7 separate regions of the Mus musculus genome follow, and all the other regions are linked to region 6. The links are chromatin loops, found by intact Hi-C in ENCODE. Cell type or tissue: heart. All regions are shown on one strand. Each heading gives the region's core, and the rest is flanking DNA. Links, peaks and the distances in the headings are about the cores only. Region 1 has its middle 2.6 kb from the start of Fam25c. Region 2 overlaps Mmrn2 (multimerin 2). Region 3 overlaps Ldb3 (LIM domain binding 3). Region 4 overlaps Shld2 (shieldin complex subunit 2). Region 5 holds the start of Npy4r (neuropeptide Y receptor Y4). Region 6 overlaps A630023A22Rik (RIKEN cDNA A630023A22 gene). Region 7 holds the start of Sncg (synuclein, gamma).

Region 1 (4,332 bases), core at 163-4,162, 280 kb before region 6:
CAATTAGCAAGACAATGAAGGTCCTCTACCTTAATCTTTGTGGAAACAAAGAGGCAACCTGGAGTAACTTCCTGCTGGCTAATTATTTCATGGTATTCTGTAGCCCTGCCTAGGTGGGAAGGTAATCTGGTTGTCTGGTTGGTTTTTTTGAACAGGGACTTGTGGATTCCAGGCTGGCCTGGAGCTTGTGTCTTTGAATGTCTAATCATCTTGCCTATACCTGAGTCCGGAGTGCTGAGATTAGAGGTGTGGGCCACCATATCTGACTTGGGGCTTCATGCACACTAGGCAAGAACCCTCCCACCTGAGCCCCGCGGCCAGCACAGATCTGTGCTTTTATTCAGTGTGCCATCCCTGTCACCACTACTCTCTGCATCGGTGGATTTGGCTTTTGTAGACTAAACATACAAGTGAGGTCATTCAACATTTGTCTGTCTACACTTTGATTGTTTCACTTAGCAGAATGTCGAGGCAAATGGCAAAGCCTGCTTTTTCAAGCTGATTAACATTGTGTTGTGCATACATAGTAAACTCTTGTTAGCTACTTTTTGTTGCTTGGTTTTAGTTGTTTGGTTGATTCTGTTTGTTTGTTTCTTTCTTTCTCTTGAGACCGAGTCTCACATACCCGTGCTAGCCTTGAGCTCATTATGTAGCTGAGGCTCGACTTTGAACTCCTGATATTCCTGCTTCCCGAGTTCGGGACTGCAAACTTGCAGCATCACACCCAGCTAAGACACCCTTCCTTGACGGACATCTGGCTGTTTCCATCTTGACTATTGTGGCTAATGCTGCAGAGAACATAGGGGTATGGGTATTTTTTGAGACAGCCTTTCCATTTCCTTTGGGTCTGCAGCAGAAGGAACCAGGATTATATCTTCCTGGTTTCAGGATTTCAATGAATCACCACACTGCTTTTCACAGCAGCCGTACCAACTCTGAAATTAGGCTTGATACCGGCTTTCTTTTCTTTCTTTTGTTGTCCCACACAATTCTAAGGAGGGGAGAGAGAGGCGATTTAGAATTAAGCCACTGTTTCTGGAAGGATAAGCTGGTATTTTGATCCCCTTCCACACCCACACACTCTCTACCAGCTCCCCTGGACTGCTCTCCTGGGCTGCATTACCTGGGCTCCTGACTCTGAGCCTAACTGAGACCAGTCAGAGGGAAGGAAGATGCTGGCTGGAAGCTGAAGAGGTAGCTATTTTCTCAGCAGCTTCCCCATTGTGGATGGTTTAGATGTGTCCATGTTTCTGGGATGATGGCGGCAGCTTCTGTCCCTTGACTCTTCCACAGCCACAGCTCCAGGAGGCAGGGATCTTATGTCCCCCCGAGATATCTAGAGAGATAATAGTTGCTATAATTCCTGATGATTAGTGTCCCACTGTCTGTTATTGTTTGCCCCTGTGAATGGTCCCTTTCTGAGCTCTCTGGTTTCCACCAGGAATCTTGCTGATAGCCTGAATATGTGTAAGATGACACAGCCTGTTGGGTGTAGCTTCCTCTGGTGACCCACAAGCCAGGTCTATGAGAGTCTGGATGAACAAGGCTCTGCTATGACTGGGAGGACTCAGCATGTGCAGGATTTGTGGGTACAGTATACAGTACAAAAACTCAGATCTGCGAGCTGAAGTATGAGGCAGCGGAGGCAGGATGGACGACCACCCTTTGGATGTTTTAGACAGACATGAGACAGCAGTCTCTGTATTTAGCCACCCAGAGTAAATATTTTAAAAAGAGCACTGGTGTTTGCTAAGTTGGCAATCGGTATTTAAAAAATCAGCTTTCCTCGACTTGATGATTCAGCCAGCAGGTCCTTTGCCAGACTGGGTTGCTGAGCAAATTCTGCTTGGAAAATTGGTTCACTCCTGTTAAAGCCAGATTCTCTCTGACCCAGGGAAGACTAGACTTGGCCTGCTGGCTCAGGATAGGTTTGCCTGGGTGTCTGTGTTCAAGGGTTGCTCCCCTGGAGTGTCTTCCAAGATGGGGCAATGGAGGGCAGACTCTCCCACCTGAGGTATCTTCAGTCTCAAGCAGGTGAGGAAAGCTACCCCGTGACACAGAATCTGTCATGGTTAGGAGAATCTTTGGCTAGAAAGGGATCCATTCTCAGGAGTCTAGAGGAGCACAGAAGACCTCTCAGGACACTCGGGGTGGCTTGGGAGACCAGGGAACAGGTCACAGTTGGAGTTGAATGACCAGTAAGACTGGACCAGGGCCAGAGCCATGGGGTCAGGGACCTAAGTCCATCTCTGGATGGTTTGGTCTCTCCTAGTCCCTCGACTTTTCCTGACATTTGGGGGTGTGTGTGTCTGGGCAAAGGGTAGTCGAGTGACATCACTGGAGTGCTCACCCAGAGACGCTGTCCTAGGAAGGGCAGTGTTCCTGGGCAGCAGGGCCTGAAGGGCAGGGGGAAGGAACAGCACCTTGGGCTGTGTGGGCTGACTTTTGACAAGGGTCTGTTGGGGCTAGTGAGCTTCAGAGAGGAGAGCCAAGCTGAGAACAACGAAGGGTTTATAGGGAGGGGTCCAGAGGCCATTCTAAAGCTGGCAGGGGAATAGCAAGAGAGGACCCTTATGAGAGTAGGGGTCACATGCACTCTCAATGGAAACAGGGCCTTTGATGGTTCCAAAACTATCTCCATGCATTTTGAAGCACCCCCCATCAGTACACTCCTTTCCCAGCCTAACACCCCAAGTGGAAGGAATACTCTGGAACTTTGTCTTGAGTGAGGAAAGTAGGGAGGACTGGACTTACTTGAGTTCCAGGGACCTTAGTTTCATGGTCATTTTTGCAGCCATGAGAGTATGTATGTATACACACACACACACACACACACACACACGCATATATCTCCAGTTGTACGAGTAGCAAAAATCACATATTTGTGTTCTTTTCTCTCTTTTAAAAAGGTCTTTGTGTATATGTACATTGTGTGTATGACTGCAACAGGCATGTGTGTGCTGTGACATATGTGTGGTCAGAGGACAACATAGGGTATCAGCCCTCACCGGCCACCTTGTTTGGGACTGAGTCTCATATTTTTCCCCACTGTACATACCAGGCTAGACAGTCCACAAGCATCCTGTGGTTCTCCCGCCTCTGCCTCCCATCTTCCTGGACTAGTTGTAGGATTATGGACACTCCATACTGGAGCCGGCTTTATGCAGATCCTGGGGATTTGAACTCAGGCCCTTAGGCTTATGTGGCAAGTGCTCTGCCCACTGAGTAATCATTTTCCCTGCCTTCTATTTCTTAAGAAGGGCTCTTCCAAGTCACCTGTCTGTCCACGTCTGCCCCAAGGAGATAGCAATGATATGGATGGGGCTTGGCTATGTGACCGGAGGTCCTGCTGCCCATAGCACCCTTTAATCACAGTCCGGGTCTACCAATACCACACAGGAATGTGGGAGGACCTCAGCTCTAAAGGGCATGGGCTATGAGGGCCCTTCGTCTGGTAAACACTAATTAAGTCGTGTCATACCTAGCAGGGCAGGTTTGAGGGATGAGAGAGGCTTCAACAGGGAAGAGATGTTAGCCATAGTCTAGATTATGTAAATAGGGACATTGGATGACCTTCTGGCCCTGGCCCTAGGTCAATGGAGTCCATATCCCTCATCTCTTTAGCATCAAGGGGTCTAACATCCCAGCTGCGCCTTGGTCCCCTGCCGTAGTGAGCAGGGCCTACTGTCTAGAGGAATTTCTTGGATGAGCAGGAGGGAACAGGTATTTGCAAGAACCTGTGTACTTGACCCACTGACTATCAATGACACAGCCAGGAAGACATAGCTATCCCATTTTATAGATGGAGAAACTGAGGCTTTGTTTGAACTAGTGATTAAGGGAGGTAATATGTGGAATGTGGCTTGAGGAATCTCTGCCTATCCTGAGTAATGAGGGAGGCACCCTGACCCTCTGTATCCGACACACCAGGAAACTGTAGAACTGCTCCTAGGGGGAATTCTAGTTAAGACAAGTGGCGATGGGGTCTTCTGCCTCATTGTCTAGGATATGGGAAGTGAAGTGGCTACGGTTAAACTCACAGATTTCCCTAGAAGCTGCCCCCCCCCGCCCCAGGGTACAAAGCGGCCAGCATGTCCCCATGTGCTGGCTGCCCCAGTCCTGGGTAACCCGGGAGCTAAGATGAGAGAAAATCAGCTGACTGAGCCAGGATGACCACATGGGTCAATGCTGTGCCCTCCAGACGGTCAGGCAACACTCTGAGCCCCCTGTCTAGGGGCGACTACTTGGCTGTTCTGCTGGGGCAGGGTCCTTGGCAATGGGACCACTTGTGTCTGGCCTCAGGGGTGCTTTGGTGCTAGGCTTTAGAAGGCT
Region 2 (4,332 bases), core at 81-4,080, 320 kb before region 6:
AGGAAGCCCCCAAATGCAGTGCCTGGTTGGCTCCCTTTGGTTGCTGACCCTTGGATTAACTCAAACCACGCTCTCTCACCCTTTTGTAGCTCTACCATAGCAAAAGTGGTGGCTGTGCTCCCGCCCCTCTGTTCCGTACTGTAGACTGGAACCCGGTGATGACCTTCAAATACCAGCTGCCCCATTCCTGGGCCTGGGCCAAATGTAATGCTCACAGCAAACAAGTAGACGCCACGTTTGGGAGCTCGGAAGTAGCCATGTTCAGGAAAGTAGCTGCTGCCCACATTGATGGATGTGGTGTTGAACTTCACCATCTGCAGAGCAGTGGCCCCTTCTGAAGAACCGGCATAGAAGGCCACAGGGGAGCCTGAGGTAGAGGAGACAGTCAGTTATCCATTCACTGCCAAACTCTCCCTTCTTCACCTTAATTGCATGAGAAGCCGGAGACCATTTCTAGATACCATCACATCCCAGAGGTGTGTCTTAGACAGTCAGTGTCATTTCAGAGATAGGGGAAGGGAAATACAGATCTGCTGGCTGGCTGGCAAATGCATTTTCTCCTTTGATCCTCAACAAAGCCCTTTTTTTCTTTGATCCTTTCAACTCTAGAGAGATAAGTGTCTTTGACTACCTGAGCCGTGGGAGGGCGGTGCTAGAAACCTGAGTATCCAACTCCTAGATGTCTGCTACCTGCCAGGGATAGTTCCTTCCACATCAGTGCTAGGGATGGAACACAGGACTTCACACATGCTAGACGTGTGCTCCGCCACTAAGTCGTCCCAGCACCTACCTGCTAGGTATCTTGAGACATCGTGTGGGAAAGAGAATAGTGCCTATCCTCAAAATAATGTTAGTACTGGGAACAGGAATGGTGGTTTTGACCAAAAGTGGGCACAAGACCATAAAGAAAAAGGACTGAGAAACTTCTTGAAGCCAGCACAGTAGCTCACGCTTGTAATTCTAACTCAGGAGACAGAGGCAGTAAAATCTTGATTTTGAAGTCAATCTGAGCTATACTGTAAGGCTTTTTCTGGGCAAGGGGGAGGCCCCCTCTGGCTAGTCATCTAAATTGTTTTTGTTTTTGTTTTCAAGACAGGATTTCTCTGTATAGCCCTGGCTGTCCTGGAACTCACTCTGTAGACCAGGCTGGCCTCGAACTCAGGAATCTGCCTGCCTTTGCCTCCCAAGTGCTGGAATTAAAGGTGTGTACCACCACTGCCCGGCTATTTCTCTGTATAGCCCTGGCTGTCCTGGAACTCTGTAGACCAGGCTGGCCTCGAACTCAGGAATCTGCCTGCCTCTGCCTCCCAAGTGCTGGAATTAAAGGTGTGTACCACCACTGCCGGACTAAAATTTTTCTAATTATTATTTTATGTGGATGGACAGTTTGCCTGCATGTATGTCTGCGTACCACATGCATGAGTGGTGCCCACAGATGCCAGAAAGGGTCACCAGATCCCCTGGAATAGAATTCATAGATGGTTGTGATCTGCCATGTGAATGCTAAGAACAGATCCCAGGTCCTCTGCTCTTAACTGCTAACCCATCTCTCCAGCTCTGGTTAGTCATGTTAATATAATTTCCAGAGTGTTGCACAGAGCCCTGGCATTTCATATGGGTGAACTGAAGCTTAGAAAGGGAACGTTTGCTGATCCCGACCACACAAGCAAACCTTAGCATTCTTGATTTGCAGTGCTTGCACATGCCTTTAATTCCAGCACTTGGGAGGCAGAGGCAGGTGGATTTCTGAGTTCGAGGCCAGCCTGATCTACAGAGTGAGTTTCAGGACAGCCAGGGCTATACAGAGAAACTCTGTCTCGAAAAACCAAAACAAACAGAAAAACAAAAAACAAAAACTGAGGTCTGGTGCTTCAGTCCCCGAAGCACCCAGCAGATGGGGCTCTTGCCTTGCTGAAAGGTGGCTACTCTACAGCACCCTCTGTTGGCGATTCTTGTTCTTTCAGCCTGCCTGCATCTGAGAGTCCACATGCCCTAGAGGAAGGAAGACTATGGGCTTTAGAAGATGGAAAAACTGTGCAAACTAGGGGTGACTTTCTCTGCAGGGCTCAAAGTCGAGCTCTGTGGCCTTCTTACAAGAAAAGTGTTTTTAAAGGGGAAAATATTTTCGGCAGTAAAGAATTATTGCAGGCCTGGAGAGATGGCTCAGCCGTTAGGAACACTGACCTCTTCCAGAGGTCCTGAGTTCAAATCCCAGCAACCACATGATGCCCCATAACCACCTGTAATGGGATCTGATGCCCTCTTCTGGGGTGTCTGAAGAGAGTGACTGTGTACCCACATACATAAATAAATCTTGAAGAAGGAGAAGATGAAGAAGAAGAAGAAGAAGAAGAAGAAGAAGAAGAAGAAGAAGAAGAAGAAGAAGAAGAAGAAGAAGAAGAAGAAGAAGAAAAGGAAGAAAAGGAAGAAAAGGAAGAAAAAGAAGAAGGAAGAAGAAGAAGAAGAAGAAGAAGAAGAAGAAGAAGGAAGGAAGGAAGAAAAAGAAGAAGAAGAAGGAAGGAAGAAAAAGAAGAAGAAAGAAGAAGAAGAAGAAGAAGAAGAAGAAGAAGAAGGAGAAGAAAGAAGAAGAAGAAGAAAGAAAGAAAGAAAAAGAAATATTGCGGGCTGGCGAGATGGCTCAGTGGTTAAGAGCGCCGACTGCTCTTCCGAAGGTCCCGAGTTCAAATCCCAGCAACCACATGGTGGCTCACAACCATCTGTAACGAAATCTGATGCCCTCTTCTGGAGTATCTGAGGACAGCTACAGTGTACTTACATATGATGAATAAATAAATCTTTAAAAAAAAAAAAAAAGAAATATTGCAGGAGTAAACAGACCCTGACCTAACCCTAACCTTATAGGCAAATGGTAAAAGCCATGATGGAGTTTGTACCACTCACAAGAGGAAAAGAGATGCAGGGGTTACTGTAAGGACATGTAGCTCTCTGGAAATGCTAGGGGAGTTGGGAGAGTTGCTTGGGTTCCTGCATGCTAAGCTTGTACCGGGAGGAGGGGTGGGAATGAAGCTGTCAGGTTTTGTAACCACTCATGTGTAGGTGGAGCCTTTGGGGATCCGCCTGCTGGGGGCTTGCTGTAGCTGAGAGGCAGCCTCTCTCTGCTGCTCACTGGTTGGGTTAGGTCATTTCTAGAGACTAAGGTAAGATATGATGATAATGGTTGCATGATTGAGTAGCTAAGGCTGAGCCCAGGAAAGATCCAGAAGGGTATTGACACCGCCAACTGTATTTACCAAGAGGGCTCTTTCCTTCTGAGCAGAAGGCCGTTCCCTGTATTTACCTCTTGTGGGGTGCTGCCGTGACAGATGACCCCCTGCTCCAACCCCCTGTCCCCAGCATGCAGGGCGAGCTGACGAAAGACTGGGATTTGGGTGAGTGTGAAGAGTTGAGACTCTGCTCCACAGCTAGGGCCTCGGCCAACTCATGGGCTCTGGAACTACAACTGATTCTTGGGATCTATACTTCCCTATATTCCAGGAAGCAGAGGAGACCCATAGCCCTGAAGGTAGTAGTGGTGGCCAATGATCCTGCTTTCTTGTACCCTGTGCCCACTCCCCAGTAGGAGAAAGGAGCACCTGAGTTGGCAGAGAGCCCTGTCCTAGATTCGTAGAGTCAGTCTCCAGGGCCCAGGCACTCACCTGTCTCCCAGAGCTCCAGACCTTTGGCGTGTGCATCTGTAGACATCACCACTTGCTTCTTATCCCTCTTCCGGGATTCTCCTGGGCCTCTCGGTTGCTTCTTATCTTTCTTACTCAACATGGCCTGCAGCTTCCCCAAGTCTAGGCTGATGTTGCTTGCCACCAGACCTTGGAAGTTCTGGAAGAGGTTGTGGAAGAGCTGCCGGTGCTGTCTCAGGCCGTGCTGGGTGTCCAAGAGCATGCTGTGTAGGTCTTCAAGGGAGCTATTGAGGGAGGCAGCCCAGGAGGCCTCACAGCACTGCCCAATCTGCTTGACATCAGAACTCAGGCGCCGAATCTCCTGCTCCAGCTCCGCCAAAGTCATGGCTTCCTCCTCTCTCCCAGAGTCGTGGCTGGGCTCAAGTCCCTCTGCCAACTGTGGGTGCTGCTCCACAAAGCCACCTGCGGCCTTCTCCAATGCCTCCACCCGGGTGGCCAAGTCCTCCCAACCAATCGCCTGTTCCTGTAGCCCACTGGCCGCGTCCTGCAGGGCTAGGCGGATCTGCTCATAATCCAGTGGCAGAGGGCGAGGGGCCTCCTCTGACATCTCGTCTATCATCTCCTCCCCGAAGAGTGCAGCTAGCACGGCCTGATGTCGCAGGGCATCCTCCAGCAGGGCTGTGAAGGAGCCGTGCAG
Region 3 (4,332 bases), core at 270-4,269, 470 kb before region 6:
CAGTCTTTCTTCCTGTTGCGTTCTGACCCTGAACTTTAGGAGGGCAGGGCTGTGGCAGACTTTCTCCTTTGTATGTGCCTGACTTGAACTTGCCATGAGGATACATTCAACCAATAAAGAAATGGGATAGATAGATGGAGGTGTTAACCTGGTGGTAGAGTGTATGCCTAGTATGGGTGAGGCCTCTGGGCTCAATCCCTAGCATCACACACACACACACACACACACACACCCGAGGCAGGAGGGTAATCATAGAGTAACAGGAAGAGGTCATGAGCTTACACTCTATACTCCGGCAGCTGTGCACACACAGGGAGTGAGCCTTAAGTATTCCTTTAATTATCCCTTGATAGCCATTCCATAGGTTGATAAAATAGGATTTTAGGTATGTATATACTTTCCAAGTAAACATTATACTTCTGGGGCTGGAGAGATGGCTCAGTGGGTAAGAGCACTGACTGCTCTTCCAGAGGTCCTTAGTTCAATTGCCAGTAACCACATGGTGGCTCACAACCATCTGTAATGGGATCTGATGCCCTCTTCTGGTGTGTCTGAGGACAGCAACAGTGTATTCATATGCATAAAATAAATAAATCTTTAAAAAAATACACGTCCAGCATGCATATATATGTATATATATATATATATATATATATATATATATTCATCTTGAATTTATAAAAAGCAATGATGATTTTTCATTTACTATTACAATACAAATGTTTTTCTTCACTCAAAACTACTATGGACTATATGGTCTCTCTATATAGTTTGTTTTGCTTTTGAGATGAGATCTCTATGTGGTCCTGACTGTCCGGGAACGCCATATGTAGATCAGGCTCTGTCTCCCCAATGCTGGGATTAAAGGCATGTGCCACTATGCTCTGCTTTACACATAAAATCTTAATAGACTTTGTGTGTGTGTGTTTGTTGGCAGGGTAGCTCAGGTAGACCAGGCTGATTGTTGATCCTCCTTCCTGGACCTCCCAAGTCCTGGGATTATACGCATGTGCCACCACACCCAGTTTTTAATAGACTTTTTAAAGATCAGTTTTCAGTTCATAGCAAAATCGAATGAAAGGTGTCATTTCCCAAATACCCTATGACCTCACCCCATGAACACACACACACACACACACACTTTTCCAATGCACAAACCATTTGTGGTAAAACGAGGAAGGGAATAAGTTACAGGCCTGCTTAGGGAAAAGAGACGGGTTATTTTAAGGGAGAAGGAAGGGGGCTTGTGTCCTACAAGTGTGAACTGGCCAAGTAGACTTGGGATAAAGAATAACACAAAGTCTAGGCTCCAGAACACATCCTGATAAGGCATTGATGAGACCCAAGGAAGCTTTTCTCTTGAGGCTTTCCTGACTAGAGCGACAGAATCAGTCCCCTGCTTTATGAAGCTCACCGACAACAGAACTGAGTATGGACAGGAAACATTTTAGCATGGGTGGGACACCCAGCCTGCTGTAAGGAATAAGCAAACTACCTCATCTCTCAGACCTGAATTTTCTCATTTGAGTAAGATAGGATTTCTATAACCTCTTGTTATATCTGCAGAGATAAAATAATATCTGTAGTCTGATGCCATCTCTTGCACTTCTGGGCCGAGGAAAGGAAATTCTGAAGTCAGAGCTCCACAGGCTGAGGTGGCATTTTGGAAGGGGAGCGGTACAAATCTCCTACGTAGGAGACAGAATGATCACTCAGTGCGGCCAGGAAACACAGGAAGGCGTTTGCAGAAGCCGGTAGGAGTAGTGTCAGGTGCAGACCTTTCCCAGCAGCACCGCAGGCCCTCCCGGCACCTTTCTTGTCCTGTCCCCGCATGCCCACCAGGGGGCGGCCGGGCCCTCCAGCCGCTTCTCCCGCAGCGGCCTGGGCGGCGGAGACCGGCAGGAGCCAAGGCCTTTCCACGGTTCCCAGACTGTGCAGACGTTAACTCATCCCTGCCTGGAGCAGAGGAGAGGCCTGCCTCCACCCTTCCTTCTCTCCAGGGAGGCTGGGTTGGCAACGGGCTCCGGGGGCGGCTGGTAGGCTGCCAGGCCAGCCGGGGATACGGGCCCGCACCCCGCTCCTCTGCTGGGCTGCGGGGACTTGGGCGCCGCCGAGCACGAGCAGCCCGCTCGCGGCCAGTCCCCGGCCGCAGCTTCCGGGGGGTGGGGGACGGAGGCAGGGCGGGGTTCGAGCCGGCATCTTATCTCTGGCGCCTGGGCTGGGCATCCGTTTCCCCAGAACACCTGGGGCCAGTGGGCGGAGGACACCTTGGTCCCCGGGATGGCCACGTCGGCCTGCGGGCCGGGCGGCGACCCGGGCGCTTGCCGGCGACTTAGCCCGGGCTAAGTGACTCAGATCACCTTGTTGTTTAATTACACAGTCCCGGGGCCGCCAAGTGCGATAGGAGCCCTTTGAACGTGCCAATTAGAGATGAAATATCACCTTCTAATTCGAACCGGCTTAATTCCGTCACGTAGAAATAGCAACAGCCCGGGGCTCGGAGATGGGATATCAGGTTTCTTACGGCATTTGGAGCGTAGAGGGGCGAAGCAGGCAGGAGCTGAGAGGAGAGGGGACCGTGCTCCCCGCATGTCCTCTCCCTTCTCCTTCCCCCTCCCCAGGGATCTGCCCGGGCGAACCGCCCGGAAGAGAAAGTCCTCCTCCTGTTTGTAGCCCCAGCGGGTAGGAGGTAGGAACCTGGTCCAGGATTCCAGCCTTCCTCTCTGGGGCCTTGAGTAGGGGTTTGGAAAACGAAGGCGGTTCAGGAAAGCCTCGGATAGGAGGAAGAGAATGTCTGCCCTACCGAAGGAGCGGTTGGAGAGGGAGGCAAGGTGGGCGAGGGCGGGGTTTACTTGGAAGGAGCATGCTGGAGCCTGGTTCTGCATTCGGAGTGGTTTAGAGGAGCTGATTAGGGTGCGTTTCAGATAGGAAGCTTGCAAGCTGGCTGACCTCGAGTAGCCACTTAAGCTCTCCAGGTTGTCTGTAAAGTTGACTCGCAAGTACTCTGCCTCTTGCTATTACACAAACTCCTGTGCAACACTGTGAAAGCCAGTAGCTCTTGGCAGCCACTGTTGCAAAGAACCATCCGAGAGGCAGACACTTTTAGGAAAAAAAAAAGGCAGGTAAAATTGATTTAAATACATTTTTATTTAGCTCAGCATATGAAAATTTCTGAGTTTTTTGTGTTCTTTATTCAGGGTTTCTCAACTTGCTCTGTAGATCAGGTCTCTAGAGCTGGGATTAAAGGTGTGCACCACTGCACCTGACCTTTTAAAAAATATTTTATTTTATTGTGTGTACATTGGTGTTTTGCCTTTACGTGAGGGCGTCAGATCCCCTGGAATTGGAGTTACAGACAGTTGTAAGCTGCCACGAGGGGGTTGGGAATTGAACCTGGATCCCAGCTTGTGCTCTTAGCCACTGAGCCATCTCTCCAAAGCCATCTTTTCAGCCTCAAATGCGTGTGTGTGTGTGTGTGTGTGTGTGTGTGTGTGTGTGTGTGTGTGTACACTAGAACGCAGGTGCCTACATAGGCCAGAAGAAGGTGTGGAATCCATTGAAGCTTAAGTTTAAGGCAGTTATAAGCCATGAGACATGAGTGTTGGCAATCCAATTCCAGTCTTTTACTAGTACATGCTCTTAACCACTGGGACGTTTTTCCAGACACAGCTCAGTATATTAAAAATGGTTCAGAGCTGGACTCTATTCAGATGCATGCTAGCTATTTCAGAAGCTGAGAAATAAGGTCACTTGAGGCTAGCTGGGTAACACGTAGAGACCCGGCTCAACACACAAACAAGGGGCTGAAGAGGCAGACCCGTGGTTAAGAGCACTAGCTACTCTTCCACAGGACCCACAGCCAACTTACTCCAGTCCCAGAGAATCCAACACGCTTTTGGCTTCCCCTAGGTACTAGGCATGCATGAGGTACACAGACATACATGCAGGCAAACATCTGCACACATTAAATTTAAAAATAAATAAACAGCTTTAACATACAATCAATATAAGATAATTATTACTAAGATACTTTATATTCTTTTATTAAGTCTTCAGATTTTTAAACTGAATAGCACATCTCAATTTAGACTAACTGCCTTTCAGGTGCTTAGTACATAAGGCCATGGCTTGACGATCACACGGCTTTCATTCCTAATTCCTTTTAGAGCTAGGTGTGGAGGCACATGTCTGTAATCCCGCACTCAAGAGGCTGAGATACCAGGATCTCTGAATTGTTGAGGCCAACCTGGAATACAGAGTGAGTTCCAGACTAGCCTGGGCTATATGTCAAAAAACAAACAGCTTGGCTGGGCCTTTGATCTCAGCACTTGA
Region 4 (4,332 bases), core at 199-4,198, 150 kb before region 6:
CTAGACTCCCTTCAACAATTGGACGCTGGAAAGAGAGGGGTAGAACAAGAACTGAAAGATGTAAGTCTGTGAAGCTTGAGGAACCAAGAGAGACAGGAAACCTTCAGAATGTGTTTCTGTGCAGCTAGTGGGGTCCTGAGTGTCGTGTGTGCTTTGTTCTTCCTCAGTGCCTTCCTCAGAGGTCACCTACGGCATGGTCGCCTCAGACCTGCTCCATTCCTTGTTGGCTGTCAGTGCTGAGCCTTGTGTGCTGAAGATCCAGAGCCTTTTCGAGTTGGATGAGAACAGCTACCCACTGCAACAGGATTTCTCCCTACTCGATTTCTGCCCTGACTCACGTAAGCTGTGGAGCCCAGGACTTTCTCTAAGGGCAGAGGGCACAGGAGGCATTCCTGGGAAGGAGTGATGAAACAATCTGTCTTTTGAAGATGCATTTATTTTTATTATATGTATGTAAATGTTTTGCCTGTGTATGTCTGTGTACCATGTATGTACCTGGCACCCACAGAGGCCAGGAGAGGGTGTTAGATCCCGAGACTAGAGTAATAGATGGTTGTGAGCCGCCGTGTAGATTTTGAGAAAATGCTCTTAACTGCTGAGCCATCCAACCCTATGATCTATCTTTTGAAATGAAATGACAGGGATTTTGCTTAGAGTTTTTAAAATAGGTAATTTATTAGCATAATATAATTGTGCTAAATACATAATTTTTTAAAGAAAATTCTGTGAAGCTTTTATTATTTGTTTTTCTGTTGGTATTCTCCCCAGCACTGACTTTCTGCTATAAACTGAATTGCTTTCCTTCATTATAACTGTGTCTACTGGGCTAGGGATGCAGTGCTGTTGCTATGGCCTCAGGCGTGGTCGTATCCATCCTTGCCTGCCACTGACACTTTACTGTGGGGCTCTTGGCCCCTGGTCTGTCCTGTAAGTTGTCAGCACTGTGTGGAGTTTCCTTCTGGGAGACAAGCTTCCTCTTAGACTAGGGTACCACCTTTTCATCTTTAGCAGGAGACTTCAGGAGAGATTCCAATTCCTTGGCACCGATTGTCTCAGTATAGCCAAAGGGAGGGGCACAAATGCTTCTATTTAGAGTACTGGGACTCCTGCCATGATATTTAAGTTAATTGACTGAATTAGTATCATGAAAATGGCTGTAGCCCTGAAAGCAAGCTACAATATTCAATGTAGTTCTTAGCACAATCCCAGTGAGTTTCTTCTCAGAAATAGAAAAAACAATCCTCAAATTCCTGTGGAACAAAAGCACCCTTGAGCAGAGCCTCCCCTGAGGACAGAGAGCACAGCGTCTGATTTCAGACACTTTCACAGAGCCACAATGACAATAACAGACAGACGTGTGGATGAAGGGAATGAAATAGAGGGTGCAGAACTCACCCCTGGCAGGTATGATGGAGCAGTGCCAGGCCATACACCAGTGTGTGTGGCATTCGTGTCAACAAGTGGTCCTGGGAAAACCACGTGAGAATTCTCTCATCCACTACAGAAGGCATTCAAAATGGATCAATACTTCTAAGATCTGAAACTTTGACACTACTACCAGAAAACACAAGGAAAATACTTCTAAGATAGAGACACAAGCAAGGACTTCCTGGCACCTTCGGACTGGTGTGGCTGTAGAAGGCAGAGCCTCATGGAAAGGACTCCAGTAGCTCAGGAAATAAGATCAAGAACTGGCAAATGGAACTGCAGATAACTTTAAAACTTCTGCGAAGCACAGAGAAAAGAGACAGCATACAGGTCAGGAGAGAAACCGTCAGCTGTGTTTTACTATCTAGAACAGAGAACAACAAACAAAATCAACAAATGACAAGCAGTTCTCAAAAGGAGTACAAGTGAGCTGGGGGTGGGGGTGGCCCTTGCCTTTAATCTCAGTACTCAGAAGGCAGAGGCAGGAGGATCTCTGTGAGTTCGAGGCCAGCCTGGTCTAGAGTTCCAGGACATCCAAGTAGTTTCTAAGTCTATGAAGAAAATATCCAACATCTCTAGCCCTCAGGGACAGGCAAATAAAAACTATACTCAAAGTCCTCCATCCCAACCAAAGGAGACAAACTGCAAATATTGGTGAGAATGTAGGGAAAGAGGAATCCTTACACACCAGGTAACAGCTCCAAACTACAGAGTCCACAAGCAGTAAATGGATAACAGACAGCACCATGCCATTCACAGGAGGGTGTGTAGCCCTGACACACAAGAAGAGTCATGCTCAAAGGACAGTATGAAGAGGGCAAACAAACTAGCATACACCTTTTCTCATTCCTTAGCTAATGTGTAATGCTGTACATTGTACATCACAGATATTTAGATGGTATGCGCCTATAGATTATATAGTGCTTGATCAGGTGTAGCAATCAGAGAGGAAGAGGTGGTGCTTGGGAAGGGCCACCCCGGATATTGGCTTTTGTGGCCTGCTGGCTCTAGATCTAACCTTCCCCACTTGCTCTGAGGTAACAGCCATTCTAGTGAGTGGCCATAGCGTGGCCACCATGATGCTAAACACTAGAGGGCAGTGGAGACATACCACAGAAGGCCGGGCTGCTATCCTAGGTTGAGCTGGAAGCCACACCTCTGAGTCACGTGTCTACTCCCTCCTGCCCTGGACACAGTGCGCTAGGCTGGGTCCCTTGGCAGACCACCTTTGCTCGCTCACTCCTGCCTGAAAGATTGTCAGTCAGCAAACTAATGCAAGCTCAAACCGAGAGAGCCAAGGTGGTTATTTGCCTGATTTCACTCCTCCTCATTACTGACAAATGGTTAATTTACACAGAAACATGGGAGGGATGGAGAAGTTTAAGGAGGAAGAAGGGAAGATTTTATTTTCCACGCACCCTGACTGCAAAGTACCACAGTTCTGCGCTCTGATGAGAGGGAATACCGACAGCATCTCGGACCCCTGGAGTCTGATTCCAGCTCCAGAGCTGCTCTCTTGCTGCGGGGGACTGGGAGGCAGCGTGTCCTCCTTCCTGCTCTGCTAATGGGAGGGATCTCTCCTGGGCTCGGGTGCTGCCTTATCCCGCTGATGTACAAAACCTTATTCAATTCCCAAGAGATTGTTCCTTCCTCCTTTCCGCAGTGAAGCACAATTCCTTAAAGCAAACAGTGATTCAGGCAAACCATTCCTTCCATAGAAAGTATTAGTGGAGTATAATGGTCAAGTATTACAGTCTGGTTTTAAAATTGCATGCTAAACTCAATTAAGAGATTTGTCAATTATGTTGAAGGAGCTGAGCTTATGGAATCTAATCAGTGAATTATTTCATTATATTTTTCTAATTAACTCTTCAGACTCTCTTATCAGGTTGCTAGCTTCTCCCTGCTCCTTGGATTAAAAACTTAGAACAAGTGCCATGACTTCTTTCCCTCCCCTCCCCTCCCCTCCCCTTCCCTCCCCTCCCCTTCCCTCCCCTCCCCTTCCCTCCCCTCCCCTTCCCTCCCCTCCCCTCCTCTCCTCTCCCCTTCCCTTTCCTCTTTTCTCAGTATTGTGACTGCTTTGATCACCATGAGCAGTAAGTAAATTAAGTAGAATTCCTCTAGTAGTGTCTGGTTCCACAGGTAGACTGTCCACACTTCCAGCATTCAGCTATAGCTAACTCACTGCCTGGGTCCTATTGCTCCGTCTTGTGCTTCTGTCCATCCTTCCCCTCCCCCACCTCCCCCCACCACACCCCTTTCTCAGGTGCTTGGTCACCCCAGCCGGAGCCTGAATGTGGCAAGGAGGAAGATCTCCTGAGGGGCAGGAACCTCGAGCTGCAGAACTTCCAGGACCTCCCTTTAGTGAGGTCTCCCCACCACTCCATGACCGACCTTGGTTTGCTACAGTGTTTGTTGCAGCAACACCATTCAAATCCCTTACAGCAGGGGATTGCCTTTGTCTGGAAAAGGAAGTCAGTTTTGAAAATTTATTCCTCCAACTCTTTTTAAAATTAATTTATTATTATAATTAAGTACACTGTAGCTGTCTTCAGACACACCAGAAGAGGGTGTCAGATCTCATTATGGGTGGTTGTGAGCCACCATATAGTTGCCAGGAATTGAACTCAGGACGTTCGGAAGAGCAGTCAGGGCTCTTACCCGCTGAGCCATTTTGCCAACCCAGTTTTTCCAACTCTTATGAACAGAATTCTGGGTAAATTCCAATTGTGAAGTGCTCAAGGGAGACCAGAAAGTAGCAAGAAAGTGAAAAATAATCTCCCTTCCTCTGCTAATTATCCTCTGACAGTGATGAGCACAGGCTGCTCATGGCTCTTGAAGTAATTTGGGCAGACATTCCACACAGAAAAGTAAGAAAAGCATAATTGACAAATGACTGCACAA
Region 5 (4,332 bases), core at 67-4,066, 74 kb before region 6:
GTCTTGCCTTTCCCTTCCTAGACACTTTATTGACTGCCCAATGCCAGCTTACTTTCATTGTCTATGCTGATGACCACTTATGCTAATTGTCTATGTTTTTTGTTCTTCTCCACATTGCTGAGATTTTGCCCTAGAACACAGGACATTTCCTTAATCCATTCTGCCATCCTTTGCAGTAAAACATTATTTACTTATATTAAATTCACTTTTATTTATTTACTTTTGAAATAGTGTCTTGCTACGTCACAAGGGTAGCCTTGAATTTATGATCCTCCTATGGTTGGGATGGCGGGACTATGCCATCACACTTGACTTGAAGTGTTTAAAATTTTTCAGCAATTATGTTGTATTTTCAAGGGTCTTCTCTTGCTTTTTTTTCCCCTTAGGTTCTTTGCTTCCTGCCAATCTGTCTCTGTTATGGGTCCAACTATGTCTGTAATCTGAAACCCAAGAGGAAGCTTTTGATACGTTGACCTGCTTTCCTTTTCTTTTTTTTGAGATCATTTTGATTCATCCTCTCTGTGCTGTTCGTTTTCTAAGCCTGCTGGCGACTGCTTATAGGAGAGAGCAAACGCGCTCTCCTTTGGGCGGCCGATGTGGCATCTTCTAGGGAGAATTAGGACAAATGCCTTACCCGTGGGAGCTTTGTGCTCTTAGGCCATGCTTGGATGGCTTGCTTAGAACGAGCAGGGGTGTGTGTGTGTGTGTGTGTGTGTGTGTGTGTGCATGCACTCATGTGTGCACTTGCATAGGAGGGGGAGAGTAAAGGCACATTTCATACAGGCCTGGCTCTCCGACAATGAGAACAAACTTCCAGTGTGGAAAATAGGCTCGATGAGCATTATCTACAAACGAACTCCGTGGTGGTCACTAAACACAGTGATAAATGGAGGGTAAATCTAAGGGAGGCAACAATCAAAGAATAGTGCTCAGGGTGATTATAGCTGTTCACTACGCCTGAACCCCAGGTCCTCCTAGGACTATCGTGAATAATGGCTTTAAGCTAGACGTGGCTGATCCTTAGGGGGGGGGAGAGCGAGGGGTGTGTGGGAGCCCAGGGAGAGAGTATAGCTCCATCTGTGGGTGCTTCTTCACAGCTTACATTTTCTCTCAACAGCCCTTGTGGAGTTTAGTTGCAGCTCCACTGTAAGTAACGAGATGGCTCCTGTGTCCAGACTGTGACCACTTCCCACACTGGCTGTTACAGTGGGGACAGCAGCCATAAGTAGGCCTGACTTCAAGTCTTAGGAATCTTCCTTCAAGGAGAAGTCTGTCTTTCTGACCCCAGCTTGGCTCACTGGGCCAAGGAATATACTGACCTTGAGTGAACTGAGAGATTAAGAAACATTCAGGGGTTAGGAAAAGCCTTACCAGAAGTCTGGAGGGCTGGACGCACCTGATGCTTCCCCCTGCATTCCAAAATGATTCTTGTGGAACATTCTGAGGGGTGAGCAGTGAGGCCCGGTTCCAAGTCACTGAGGAAGATCAGGCGAGCCAGCTGTTCCTCCAGCTGAAGGGAAGTCACACCTGGGGAATGCAGCCTGCCAGCAGAATTCTGCAGATAGGTCAGCTGGTCCTGGATGCCAGAGAGTGGGGATACCAGAGAGTCGGGGATATTCCTGGGTTTTCCACGTGGTTTCTTTAGATGTACTTGCGCTAAGACAATGGTTTCCAATCTTCCTAGTGCTGAGACCTTTCAATACAGATCTTTGTGTTGCTGTGACCCCCCCCCCCATCGTAAAATTATTTCATTGCTACTTCATTACTGTAATTTTCCTACGGTTATGAATCATAATGTAAACATGTGATATGCTCCTCCCCCCTCCCCCCAATGGTTCAGAAGCACTGTGCTGAGGTCTGCTCAGCACAGTGCTAGACCACTAGAGGGCGCTGTTCCTTTTCCCAGCAGAGACAAAGTGTCTAATAGTGTGAAAAATACTGGTCACACTAGGGATGTAAATTACAAGATGCTACCTACCTTCTAAGGGGTCATATGGTCCTAGAAAAGGACATTTAATCCTGGACTTAAATCCTGTCCTCCCAGGTACAAGGTGAATTTTCTGGAGGATATCCCACTTTTCTTTTCCTCCTCCTGTTCTTACTATCCCTCTTCCTCCTCCTGCTCCTCCTCCTCCTCCTGCTCCTCTCCTCCTCCTCCTCCTCCTCCTCCTCCTCCTTCTCCTCCTCCTCCTCCTCCTCCTCCTCCTCCTCCTCCTTCTCCTCCTCTTTTTCTTCTTTGGGCAAGACAGCGTTTCTCTGTGTAATAGCCCTAATTCTCCTGGAACTCAGTTTGTAGACCAGGCTGGCCTGGAACTCACACAGATCCGCCTGCCTGTGCCTCTCAAGTGCTGGGATTGAAGGCATGTGCCACCATACCCGGCTTAATAGCCCACTTTTCAAGGCTCAGTTTTCTCACCAGTGAATCTGGATGAGCACAGCTAGTTAGAGTAAGTGTGAGCACTGCAGCCGGCCCAGGAGTGGTGCTTGCTTCCCTTCCCGCTAGCTCCTTTGTTAGTCTCCAGCCCATGGGTGCTCAGGCCTTTGAAACTGGTAGTGGCTCTCATGTGTTCTTGTGGAAGCTGGCTTCCAAAGGCTCTACAGGCAGCCAGGCCCTTCATAAGTGCCCTGGGACGGTGACAGTGACCGTGATGGTGTCTGAGTTCCTGCATACGCACAGGAGCTAGTGTTCATGGTTCTCTCTGTTGGAGCTGAGTGGCTTCTAAATGGCCAGTGATTTCAGATGTTCTCCTCCCAGGAGCTACCATTATAATCAGGTCCTGTAAAATAAATTTCTTCCTCTGTCAGAGTTGCCTCCATTTGTGTACCTATGGGAGGCCTGGATGGTGACAGACACAAGAAGATACAGAGTGAGGAGACAAGGGTATCGTCCAGCCATCCCATTCGATTGTGCGCAGAGCTGGAGGCTTGTGGGAGTGCATTATGCAGTCGGGCCATGGAAGGTGGCCTGAAGGAGAAGCAGCATATTGCAGCCTGTCCACCTGGGATGAGAGTGGTCCCTAAGGAAGAGGTAAGAGGCACAAACCACAGCCAGTGAGCAGAAGCCTGAAGGCGTAGCAGGGTTTATGCCCCAAATCTGGCTGCTTCTGGGCGGAGCGACTTTAGGCTCAGCTGTGGTCCTGTTGCTTCACCAGGGAGGCAGGGATGAGGATACCCAGCTCTCAGAGCAGCTGTGATGAATAAATAGGGTAATTTCTGTGCAGTTTTAGGTACACCTCTGAAGGACCACTGGCCACAGTGCTAGGAACCATTTCCACTGGGATCCACCTAAGAGTTCCTGTGTGTGGATGATCCTGTTACCCCAGGAGGTCCACTAAGCTCAGATGAGTTTACCACACGGCCTCTTTGGGGGAGGGGTTGCCTTAGTGTATTAGAAGCAATAACCTGGCTCCATCATCGAATCCATTGCTGCAACCCTGCCTGTCTGTTCAGGATTGTCTTGATTGTTTTTCTGGAAGCCCACCCACCTCTTTCCCTCTGGCCACATTGCCCTAATAACCCCCCCAGCCCTGCCTCAGGCCTTGCTGTGTCCTCTCTTTGGGTCACCATCTAAAGAGGACACAGGTCAGCTTGCTCTCTGGAGCTTAACTCATTCCTTTTCTGTGCTTAACTCTTTTCTGCTTCTCCAGGCCTCAGAGCTCTGAATTGATGATATGACATCGGAACCAGATCTTGTGTCATTCAGCTCTGTGTGTACAGTCAGACAAAAAGGCTCACAGTTCATGTTGGGCTGAATAGGTAGAATGAGTTTATGAAAGGTGTCTGGTGTCTATCCATCATCCCTGGATTTCTCCCGAGGATTTCACCATGTTCTTGGAACCCAGAGACTCTAGCTTCTGCCTCCCAGGTTCTGTCTGGGATTAAAATGCAACCACTCCCCACTGTAGGAAAGTACATTTTAAGTCCATTCCGTGGTTGAGGAAACAGGTTGAGAGAGAGGAGGAGGAAGCGTGCGCTAGAGCGTATACATGCAGTGTAGTTTGCCTGCAAGTGGCAGGCTGACTTGTGTGTCTGACTCTAGGGCTGCCAGCACCTCGCCTCCTGGGGGCTGGCTGTGGGTGCGGCTCCCAAAGTGGGCGGTGCTAGAGTTTTGTGGGCGGGTGTGGACTCCCGGCACAGGCAAGGACCAGCGGTGTGGCTGGGGCTGAGGAACAGATCTAGTGCAGAGTCAGTATTCGCCCCAGCGGGATTCAGCAAGAGGTCAAGGTACCCATCTTCCAGGACGCTGAGGGCGCTGCTTGGCTGAGGCCCCTGCAGCAGGGCGCCCGGAGGGCTTCCTAGCCAGGACTTGGTGTCACATCTACAGACAGTAGA
Region 6 (4,332 bases), core at 138-4,137:
CCCATACAGAGGCCCAGCAACGGCATCTGCAGCTTGAGTGGAGTGATTCTCTGCCTCTGCCCAGTTTGCCTTTTAGTATCCACCCACCGCAGGCCTTCTGGGGTCTAAACCCTCTGGGTCTCCCCATCATAGCAGGCTGTGCCGTGGATTTTTCCCCTGTTTGCTCTACCCAGAAAGGCAGTACACCCAGCTTGTGGGTTTGTGTGTTCTGCTCCGGCATCTTCCTGTCACCTTTGACCACTGAGGGTGGAGAGCTGCCACACACTGCTGCCTCTCATCTGGTCCTCAGATGCCACTGTCTCCTACAGCCAAAGTCAATTTTCGGGGCCACACCCTGGAGAGTCCAACGCTCTTCTCAGCTCCATCCAGCCACGTTAAATTTCCAAGTCCATTTGCTTTCAAAAACGTTACTTTCACCCTTTTTCAAACGCTGCCTTTTCCGGATTGTTCTATTTTTCCCTCCATTCTTGGCTTCTCATCTCATTATTTTAAAACACATCTTAAATATTGTTTATTGGAGCAAGCATAATTCTGTAATCAGCATACATAGCTGTAAGAAGGAAAAAATATGAACACCATACTCACATTAGACTGGCACTAGATTTTAATCTTTCTTGTATCTTGTTTCTTTTTTTTGGTTTTATGAGACTGGGTTTCTCTGTATAGCCCTGGCTGTCCTGGAACTCACTTTGTAGACCAGGCTGGCCTCGAACTCAGAAATCTGCCTGCCTCTGCCTCCCAAGTGCTGGGATTAAAGGCGTGCGCCACCACGCCCGGCTGTATCTTGTTTCTTGACTCTCCTTGTTTAGATACTGAAGATTTTCTCTCTCCTGGATCCTCTTCTGCAAGAAAAATTTCCCATAGGCCCTAGCACTATGGGTGGGTAAGGGGACTCTAGAGGTGGCTTTGCTGAAACCTGTCGCACTCTATCAGCTGCAATGGGCTGCAATTTGTTTTTATAAATCTCACTTCAGTCTCAGAGCAGTGGATTCCCATAGTTTATATGAGAGAAGGTCGTCTGAGGTGTGTTCTGGGTACAGATGAGGTTTTTGGTGTTGTTTTAGGAAGTTGGGATTAGGGTCAGCCTTCCCTAGCTCTGGCTTGTAGGGATGAAGATTCCAATGTTAAAGTCTGGCTTTTCATCCTTTTATGCAAAATCCCTGTTCTTTTGTATTTTTAGTTTGTAAGACGGGGTCTCTCTACAACCGGACTGGCCCGGAACTCAGTCTGTAGACTAGGCTGGCCATGAGCTCACAGAGATCCCGCTGCCCCCGCCTCTGAGCGCTGGAATCGAAGGTGTGCACCACCACTCCTGGCCTGGCCCTAGTTCTCTAAGCAATCATCCAATAATTTGGCTTCAAGTTTCTTTGATTATAATATCCCTTACAAATTTTCTGATACTTGGGAAATGGATCTCTTGCTTTTAGCTGAATTCTGTATTGGTGAGTTGTGCTTAGCCTGGGGGCTTTGGTTAAGTTGGCAAACATCAGCCCATGTGAGCAGTTGGTAGACAGGCATCTGTGGTGTTTGCTTTCGACTGGTAGCCTTCAGTAGCCCAGGGCAGGCACAGAAAAGACGAACAATCGCATCCATCCACCTGGATCTGCAGCTCTAACCTGATCATGGACACAAGCAAAGAAGCCAAAGATAGGTGTGGTGGCTCAGACCGATAAGCTCAACTCTCGGGAAGCTAAGATACTAGGGTTATCATGGGATTGGGGTAGCTTGGGTTATATACTGAGTCCAGGTCAACCTAGGCTATAGAATGAGACTGTTTTGAAATAAGATGGGGTAGGTATCTTTGTGTGTGTGTGTAAAACAGAGACATTTAGCTTGTTGGAGTAAGAGTAGACCATGGGCCTGGCTCAGGGGTGCTACTGGAGAGCAAATGAAGGTGTGGTAAATTGAAGGTTAAAATAAACTTAAATTATGGGATGGGACTATATTGTACAAATTGGAAGATTTCATGGAGCGGATAAAAGGATATCTGAGCTGTATATTTAGCAGATGGCCAGGTTCAAGCTCTGGCTGAGGAAGATAACACAAAGAATGGTTCAAAACCACCACGCCTGCTGGAGTACTATAGGTGTTGTGCTACCCTGAATACCACCCGGTGATGTCTCCGGGAATGAGTAAGAAGATACTGGGGGAAAGGGAGGGCCAAGCTTCATGATGGGCACTTATTTAGGAGAATCCAGAACTCCTATTGGTCAGCCCTTTACAGTGGAGCTGGCTCAGGGCTGGTGGGTCCCAGCACCTCTCTGATGTTCAGGACAGGAAGTTACTCTTTGGTTTGGGGGCTGTGTGGTTTGGGGACTTAGAGTGATGCAGGGTGCTGCTTCTAGGCATTGTCAGACTCTTGGCGCTTTCAAGAAACATCTGCAGAAAGGGAAAGGCCTGCGCTGTATCTGGCCTACCCAGCGGAACTTGGAGAGCGGTTTAGTGAACAAATGTAAGCGCTGGGCGCCACCTTGTGGAATAGTGTAGCACTAACATCAGCTCCTTCACCCTCATTCCCCAGACCTCAGGATGACAGCCTAGGCGCAGAAGGCAGAATGTGGGAGGTCACCAAGGCAGAATGACCCTAAGCAGGGGTGTGGTGCACACAGGAGATACTCTCAGTCCCCTCTATCCCGTGGTCATAACTTCTACAGATGTTCTACAGATGTGGCCTGTGACCACCTCATAAACTAAGCCCTGGCCTCCTTCTTACCTGGCAAGTCCCACTAGATCCATAGCTCTCTGGGTTCTGTTCCTGAGAGGCTCAACTCATCCCCAGACAATGGGAAAACAGGGAAGCAGCAGGAATTTTAGTCACAAGGAATTACATCTCTGGATTTGGGACCCCTGAGTTAAATCCAGGCTCCTGAGCCGAACCTTGCTTGGTCTTCTACCCTTGGTGCCTGTCATGCCCAAACTACCACCGGGATCCTGAGCCCGGTAGTAGTGGGTCACTACTCTCTCCTTTGTCCAAGGAAACGATATGTCTCCTTGACAACCTTGCAGCCGGTCTGAGATGCTTGGTGTCGGTCTGAGGTGCTCAGTCAAGGCGGCTCAGGAAAACCAGTGCAGCAATAATGCTGTTGATAACTCAGACCCATCTTTATTTTTTTAATTGAAAAAAAGTCATATGATGTATTTTACCATGTTTCCCCCTCCCCAGTTCTTACCAGACCCTCTTCCCCACCTACCCAACATCATATGCTTTTCTCTTTCCCTTTAAACAGACAAGTAAGCAAACAAAACAAAACGCCAACACACACACACACACACACACACACACACACACACACACACACACCCCAGAAATAAAAATAAACAAGCCAAAGGTCAATAAGATAAAAAAAAAAAACCCAAACAAAGCAAAATGAGACGCCATGTCTATAAAAATATCATTGAGTTTGTCCTGTGTTTGCCAAGTACCACCCTGTGTGTGGCTTGCACCAAAACGTGTTAATACACCTAGTGAGACTCCATTGGAGAAAAGTGATTTTTCCGTTTTCTGTTGACAGTGGGTATCAATCACAGATTGTTTGTTAGAGGTGGGAGCCGGTGTCCACTTCCCCCATCTGGCTGAACTTGTGCAGGCGTTGTGCATGCTACTACAGGCTCTGTGAGGTGAGCTCACACACAAGACCCTGGTTCTTGAACATAAGGAATGGAACGTCTTCCTGCTGCGTGGGCCCGGCTCTAGCACGCACACAAGACCCCTTCTGTAGGCTGGAGGCGGGTGTGGGACTCTGCTGGGGAGGCCATGCTTGGGTGGGGACATGGTGATGGGCTCTCTTCCGCCAGCACAGCTCACAGCTTCCCAGGGATGTCGTGAAAGGTGGGTGGGAGAGAACAGGAAAGAAGTATGTGGTGTGACAGCCACTCACGGGGAGTCTGTTGGGTCTGGTTCCTCACCATGGTGAAGAGTGCTTTGGGGACACCTGCTTAGTCTGTGGCCCCAAGACTAACCTCCATTCCTGTGGGCATTCCCCAGCTGACAAAGCGGGTATGCCCCTGCAGGCTGGGGGTGCATTCTGATGTGGCCTGGGGAGTGTTAGCAAGCTTGCAGTTCTACCTAAGAGATTCAGGAAAGAAATAGAGTTCTTTATTATTGGGATATTTTTCTTCTGGGGACCCTCCTCCTCCAGAGGGTAAGTCTTATGGGTAAGAAGGCACCAGCCAGCTGTTCCATGGCTGCCGTATGTCACCCAGTGTCCAGCCTGCATGGATATTTCAGTTCAGGTAGTATAGTAGGACTGGGTGTCTGGGCCTGGTCAGATTTAGTGACCCCATGATATTGGTTAAAATGTAGGTGACTTCTTTATAATACCCGACTTCTGC
Region 7 (4,332 bases), core at 206-4,205, 290 kb before region 6:
CCAGCCTCCAACACGCTCTCCCTCCCCCAGGGCCAACAAGAGTCAGCAGGGCAGAATAGAGCCAGTAGGGGCCCGGGCCCTGCTCGCTGGTATCCCCGTGAGGCATGCCTTCTCTCTGGCCCGCCCTCCCTGCCCCCACCCTGGCCCGGGCTGGCTGGGCTCCAGCCAGCAGCCACAGCATCAATATTTCATCTGCGTCAATAAGAGGCAGTAGCAGCAGAGACAGCGGCTGCGGCAGCACTCCAGTCCATAGCTTGCAGCAGCCAGGTTCCATCCTTGCAAACACCATGGACGTCTTCAAGAAAGGCTTCTCCATTGCCAAGGAAGGTGTTGTGGGTGCTGTAGAAAAGACCAAGCAGGGAGTAACGGAGGCAGCTGAGAAGACCAAGGAGGGGGTTATGTATGTGGGTGAGTGTGGTAGGTGGGGCGGGGCGGGGCGGGGCAGGGTGGAGGGGTCCCTAATGGAGGGCAGATGCCTCCCTCTGCAGATTCCCCCAGCTTCTAGAAAGCGTTTTGAGATGAAATTCTGATTGTTGAGGCAGGGTCGCACACCCTGGAGAATATGGTAGTATCTAATTGTCTTTGATACTCTGGGGGAAGGGACTCTGAGTGGGACAGGACCGGAGTGCCACACCTACGTGTGGGCACTCAAAAGCATGCACACACATGCCTGGAGTCTCCTAACCTGGAGACCCTGAGGTAATGATCTGCTCAGGTGGACCCCGCTTTCTCCAATGGGAGTTGCTGCATCTGAGCCAGGCCACTCCTGGCTTAGAGGGGAAGGGTAGTCTGTGAAAATGGGTCCCATTTAGTGTTCAACCCACCCCCAGCATTCTGGGCTCTTTCTAAAGAGGGGACAGGGGTGGCTAATCCTGTGACTCAGCTTTCTCTGCCCTGTTCAGCTGCTGCTTCTGAGGCCGGGGCCACGCCCATGCAAGGGCCATAGCCCTACCAGTAACAGTACCTCAGGCCTGGTCTATTTTGTCCCCTCTTCCTGTCCTGTCTCCTTCCCGTCTGTCCTCTGTCCTTCAGACACAGCAGGAAATGGCCTTTTGAAGGGGCTACTGTCCCCAGACGCCATCCTCATCCCCTCCTGGCCCCCACATTGTGTCCAGCTGTTTGCCCTGACCGCTTGTACACCTCTTCCTCCAATAGGCACCAAAACCAAGGAGAACGTGGTACAAAGTGTCACCTCAGGTAAGATGACCCAGAACTGGGGACCCCACAAATCCTGCCCTATATCCAGGGTCCATACCTGAAGTCCTCTTTGTACCAACTGGAGCCCTAAGCCCTTGGTGACCCAAACCACTACATGCCCTGAAGATAGACCATCACATTGTTCTGCCCTAGAGTCAGACAAAGGGATCGAAGTAACTAGAAGTCAGGCATCAGGCATCTGGGCTCTGGGAAGGGGTTGCTCTCCTCAGCTTGGGTAGGCAGCAGTGGAGGGGGCCAGGGCTGAGTCCAACCAGAATCCTCTGCAGTGGCTGAGAAGACCAAGGAGCAGGCCAATGCCGTGAGTGAAGCTGTGGTCAGCAGCGTCAACACAGTGGCCAACAAGACCGTGGAGGAGGCTGAAAACATCGTGGTCACCACCGGGGTGGTGCGCAAGGTAAGCCTGGTTCATGTCCTTTTTCTAGGCTCCCCAGCAATAGGAGGCAATTCTGCCCTCGTGAACACACGGGTAAATAGCACTAGACACTGCTTAACTTTACAGACAGTACCCACTGTGTGCTGGGGCGACTTGGTATCTCTGTACCTGTTCATATCAGGAATCCCCATCACACTCCAAGAGTGGGGACTTGGGATTCATTTTATGCACAAGGAAAGCGACATGCAGACCATGGCCAGCCCCATCCCCTTGGCATGCAGGAAATACATATCACAAGGGCAGTGTATGGTGACAGGCTAAAGCTGAAAGCCACCACCAGAGCTACCTTTTATCTTTTATCCAACCCTCCCTCATCCCAGGGTCTAGCTTCCACCTCCCAAGGAAGCAGTAATGGCAACACTGCCCACTTGTGGTGGGCAAGTGGCAGGGCTCCGACTCCACCCTCTGCTGAGGTCTTTGTGTGAACATGTGGGTTGTATGTGCATTATTGGTAGGGTAGAGATGTGTGTGAACGCATATGCGTGGAATGCATGTGTGAATGGATGCGCATGTGTATGTACGCATGTGGCAGGCAGTGGATAAAACAGGGGCATCAGGCTCTCTGGGGATAGATGCCAGAAGTAGGAGCTGTCTCCGCACTTGCCAAAGAGTAAGCTCTGCTTTAAGTCTTTTACACTTACTAACCTATTTAATGGGGCCCCAAATTCCACCAAACCAGATATGGAAGGAAGGGCCTAGAGAGATTAGGTGATATGATGCACCACGGTCACATGGCTGGTCTCTGCCAGCACGTAGGTTCCGTGAGTGGCCAGTTTCTGAGCTACACCCTTGAAAGACTGAGTATGGACTGTGCATGAATGGGGATTCCAGAATGGAGGTTGGGAAGGAAGCTAATTCCAAAGACCTGTTATGGTCAGCCACACACACTACAGCAGGCAACCCCAATGGTGCAGCCCTAGGCTTCCCACACAGCCAATGCCACAGAAGACTACTGTAAGGAGCAGGAGAAAGGGGAGGGGTCACTCACCCCAAACACCTGCTTCCAGGGCCAGCACAGGGTCTCCTGTCACTGGAGTGTGTAGGTGCACCTCTGCAGGCTGTGTGACTTTGAGAAGATCCTCTCTGGATTATACCCATTTCCTCATCTGAAATGCTACACCTTAGGGCTTTGGGAGGAGGCAGAGAAGTGATACTAGGATGCAATTCTGCCAGGCACATGGTTAGTGCCTGTGATGGTCTGTTTATGCTTGGCCCAAGGAGCTGCACTATTAGGGGGTGTGGCCTTGTTGGAGTGGGTGTGGCCTTGTTGGAGTGGGTGTGGCCTTGTAGGCCTGGGCTTTAAGACCTTTGCCCTAGCTGCCTGGAAGCCTTCTCCTAGCGTGGCCTTCAAATGAAGACGTAGAACTCTCAGTTCCTCCTGCTCCATGCCTGCCTGGATGCTGCCATGCTCCCACCTTGATGCTAATGGATTGAACCTTTGAACCATTAAGCCAGCCCCAATTAAATGCTGTCCTTATAAGAAGTGCCTTGGTCATGGTGTCTGTTCACAGCAGTAAAACCCTAATTAAGACAGCACCTGTCATCATCATTACCACTGTTCCCAGCACAGCAGTCATCCCAGGAAGCTTACTCCCAAGCCACTGGCAAGAAGGATCCTGGGAGCAAGTTCAGGCTACCCTTGCTAACCTAGAAGATGCTACTGAGCCCTTGGGGCTTTGCCATTTTCTGTTGACCCATGAACTAGTTGTGACATCATACCCTAACCCCAAGTTAACACAGATACGTTCTGAGAACAGACTCTAGACTGACCATCAGTCTAGTTCCAAACCCACTGCCGTCATGACCGTGAAGGAAATGCTGTGGAGATGGAAGACAGGCCTGAGCCAAGAGTCCATCCGGAAGGCCGGAAGAGTGACCCACACTCCTGAGTACCTGAGAGGGACCTGAAGCCCTGATACTTTGAACTCTGAAGCCATGCAATAGTATCTAGGCCCTGACCCCTATCCTCAGGATCTCTGTGAACAGTGATGGCATTCGATGCTCATACAGCCTGAGGGAGGGGTTTGTGTGACTCAAGGGTCTCTCCTTACTGCACACACTCCAGGCTTCCTCGCTTAAGGAGCCTAAGTCTGTAGGGGCCAGGTGCCCATGACTTGGGATGTGCTTGCAGGAGATGATGCCTGGCTTGGAGGGTATCTGGCACCTCCAGACCCTCTAAGCACAGAAACATGATGGAAGGCCTCTGTTCATCTGTGAGACCTGACAGGGGAGACCCTGCTATGGCAACTGAGGGCCCGTGTCTCTTCCCATAGCCTTGTGTCTCCTTTGCTCCCCTGTAGGAGGACTTGGAACCCCCTGCACAGGACCAAGAAGCCAAAGAGCAAGAGGAGAATGAAGAGGTAAGAGGGGTTCCCAGGGTGCACCAGAAAGTTCTGCCATAGAGACCTGAGCCAGAGAGGCCCTGCTTTCATTTCTTGGTCCTGGGAGACCTTCCACAGCTTCCCACAGTGCCGTGGGTAGGGCAGTCAGGGACCCGAGTGCCTGACCGCTCCATGAGTGACCATTTCCAGGTGGTCAAGGAGAATTGTGGGCCTGGAAATGGGTGCAAGTCTCTTTCCCTCCCTCCTTCCTTCCCTTCCTCCCTCCCTCCTGCCCTCCCCCTCTTCTTCCTGCCCTCTCTTCTCTGCCAGGCCAAGAGTGGAGAAGACTAGAAGGCTGCC

Evidence for each region. Hi-C counts contacts between places; a loop is a spot of excess contacts. Peaks named below come from ENCODE experiments on the same cell type or tissue, not always from the same donor. Only the 100,000 strongest peaks of a DNase experiment are listed, where the experiment ranks them.
Region 1: it touches region 6 in a loop (3-fold over the local background); 13 of 42 quality-filtered maps call a loop at or near these places.
Region 2: it touches region 6 in a loop (9-fold over the local background); 13 of 42 quality-filtered maps call a loop at or near these places.
Region 3: a loop joins it to region 6, with 4 times the contacts of the local background. A loop is called at or near these places in 9 of 42 quality-filtered maps.
Region 4: it touches region 6 in a loop (6-fold over the local background); 14 of 42 quality-filtered maps call a loop at or near these places.
Region 5: it touches region 6 in a loop (8-fold over the local background); 11 of 42 quality-filtered maps call a loop at or near these places.
Region 7: it touches region 6 in a loop (2.2-fold over the local background); 15 of 42 quality-filtered maps call a loop at or near these places.

The regions. Positions count from the first base shown.
Region 1 is chr14:34,355,805-34,360,136 of GRCm38, reverse strand. It overlaps a transcript of Fam25c not described here. Among named protein-coding and RNA genes, the nearest start is that of Fam25c, 2.6 kb to the right of the region's middle. In heart, for the core only: no CTCF peak of the experiment used is centred there; a DNase peak (open chromatin) is centred at 1,836.
Region 2 is chr14:34,398,948-34,403,279 of GRCm38, reverse strand. It overlaps Mmrn2 (multimerin 2), which reads right to left. Exons shown (of 7, transcript NM_153127.3): 6 at 3,657-4,332; 7 at 1-367. Among named protein-coding and RNA genes, the nearest start is that of Mmrn2, 26 kb to the right of the region's middle. In heart, for the core only: no CTCF peak of the experiment used is centred there; a DNase peak (open chromatin) is centred at 1,939.
Region 3 is chr14:34,547,091-34,551,422 of GRCm38, reverse strand. All of the region lies in intron 10 of Ldb3 (LIM domain binding 3), which reads left to right. Among named protein-coding and RNA genes, the nearest start is that of 9230112D13Rik, 26 kb to the right of the region's middle. In heart, for the core only: CTCF peaks have their summits at 559 (motif pointing left) and 1,840 (motif pointing right); DNase peaks (open chromatin) are centred at 2,072 and 2,692; H3K4me3 peaks cover 1,586 bases; H3K27ac peaks cover 1,542 bases.
Region 4 is chr14:34,233,422-34,237,753 of GRCm38, reverse strand. It overlaps Shld2 (shieldin complex subunit 2), which reads left to right. Exons shown (of 10, transcript NM_001360074.1): 10 at 168-721. The coding sequence ends at 406. Among named protein-coding and RNA genes, the nearest start is that of Syt15, 16 kb to the right of the region's middle. In heart, for the core only: a CTCF peak has its summit at 2,527 (motif pointing right); a DNase peak (open chromatin) is centred at 2,573; H3K4me3 peaks cover 655 bases; H3K27ac peaks cover 293 bases.
Region 5 is chr14:34,152,318-34,156,649 of GRCm38, reverse strand. It overlaps Npy4r (neuropeptide Y receptor Y4), which reads left to right and starts at 4,231. Exons shown (of 2, transcript NM_008919.4): 1 at 4,231-4,332. In heart, for the core only: a CTCF peak has its summit at 1,901 (motif pointing right); no DNase peak of the experiment used is centred there; H3K4me3 peaks cover 221 bases; H3K27me3 peaks cover 1,420 bases.
Region 6 is chr14:34,078,663-34,082,994 of GRCm38, reverse strand. The region is part of intron 1 of A630023A22Rik (RIKEN cDNA A630023A22 gene); the gene reads left to right. Among named protein-coding and RNA genes, the nearest start is that of Anxa8, 5.2 kb to the left of the region's middle. In heart, for the core only: a CTCF peak has its summit at 2,484 (motif pointing left); a DNase peak (open chromatin) is centred at 2,464.
Region 7 is chr14:34,370,536-34,374,867 of GRCm38, reverse strand. Sncg (synuclein, gamma) reads left to right here and starts at 199. Exons shown (of 5, transcript NM_011430.3): 1 at 199-408; 2 at 1,156-1,197; 3 at 1,485-1,612; 4 at 3,952-4,011; 5 at 4,303-4,332. The coding sequence starts at 288. The coding sequence ends at 4,323. In heart, for the core only: a CTCF peak has its summit at 2,023 (motif pointing left); DNase peaks (open chromatin) are centred at 1,107, 2,057 and 3,737; H3K27ac peaks cover 108 bases.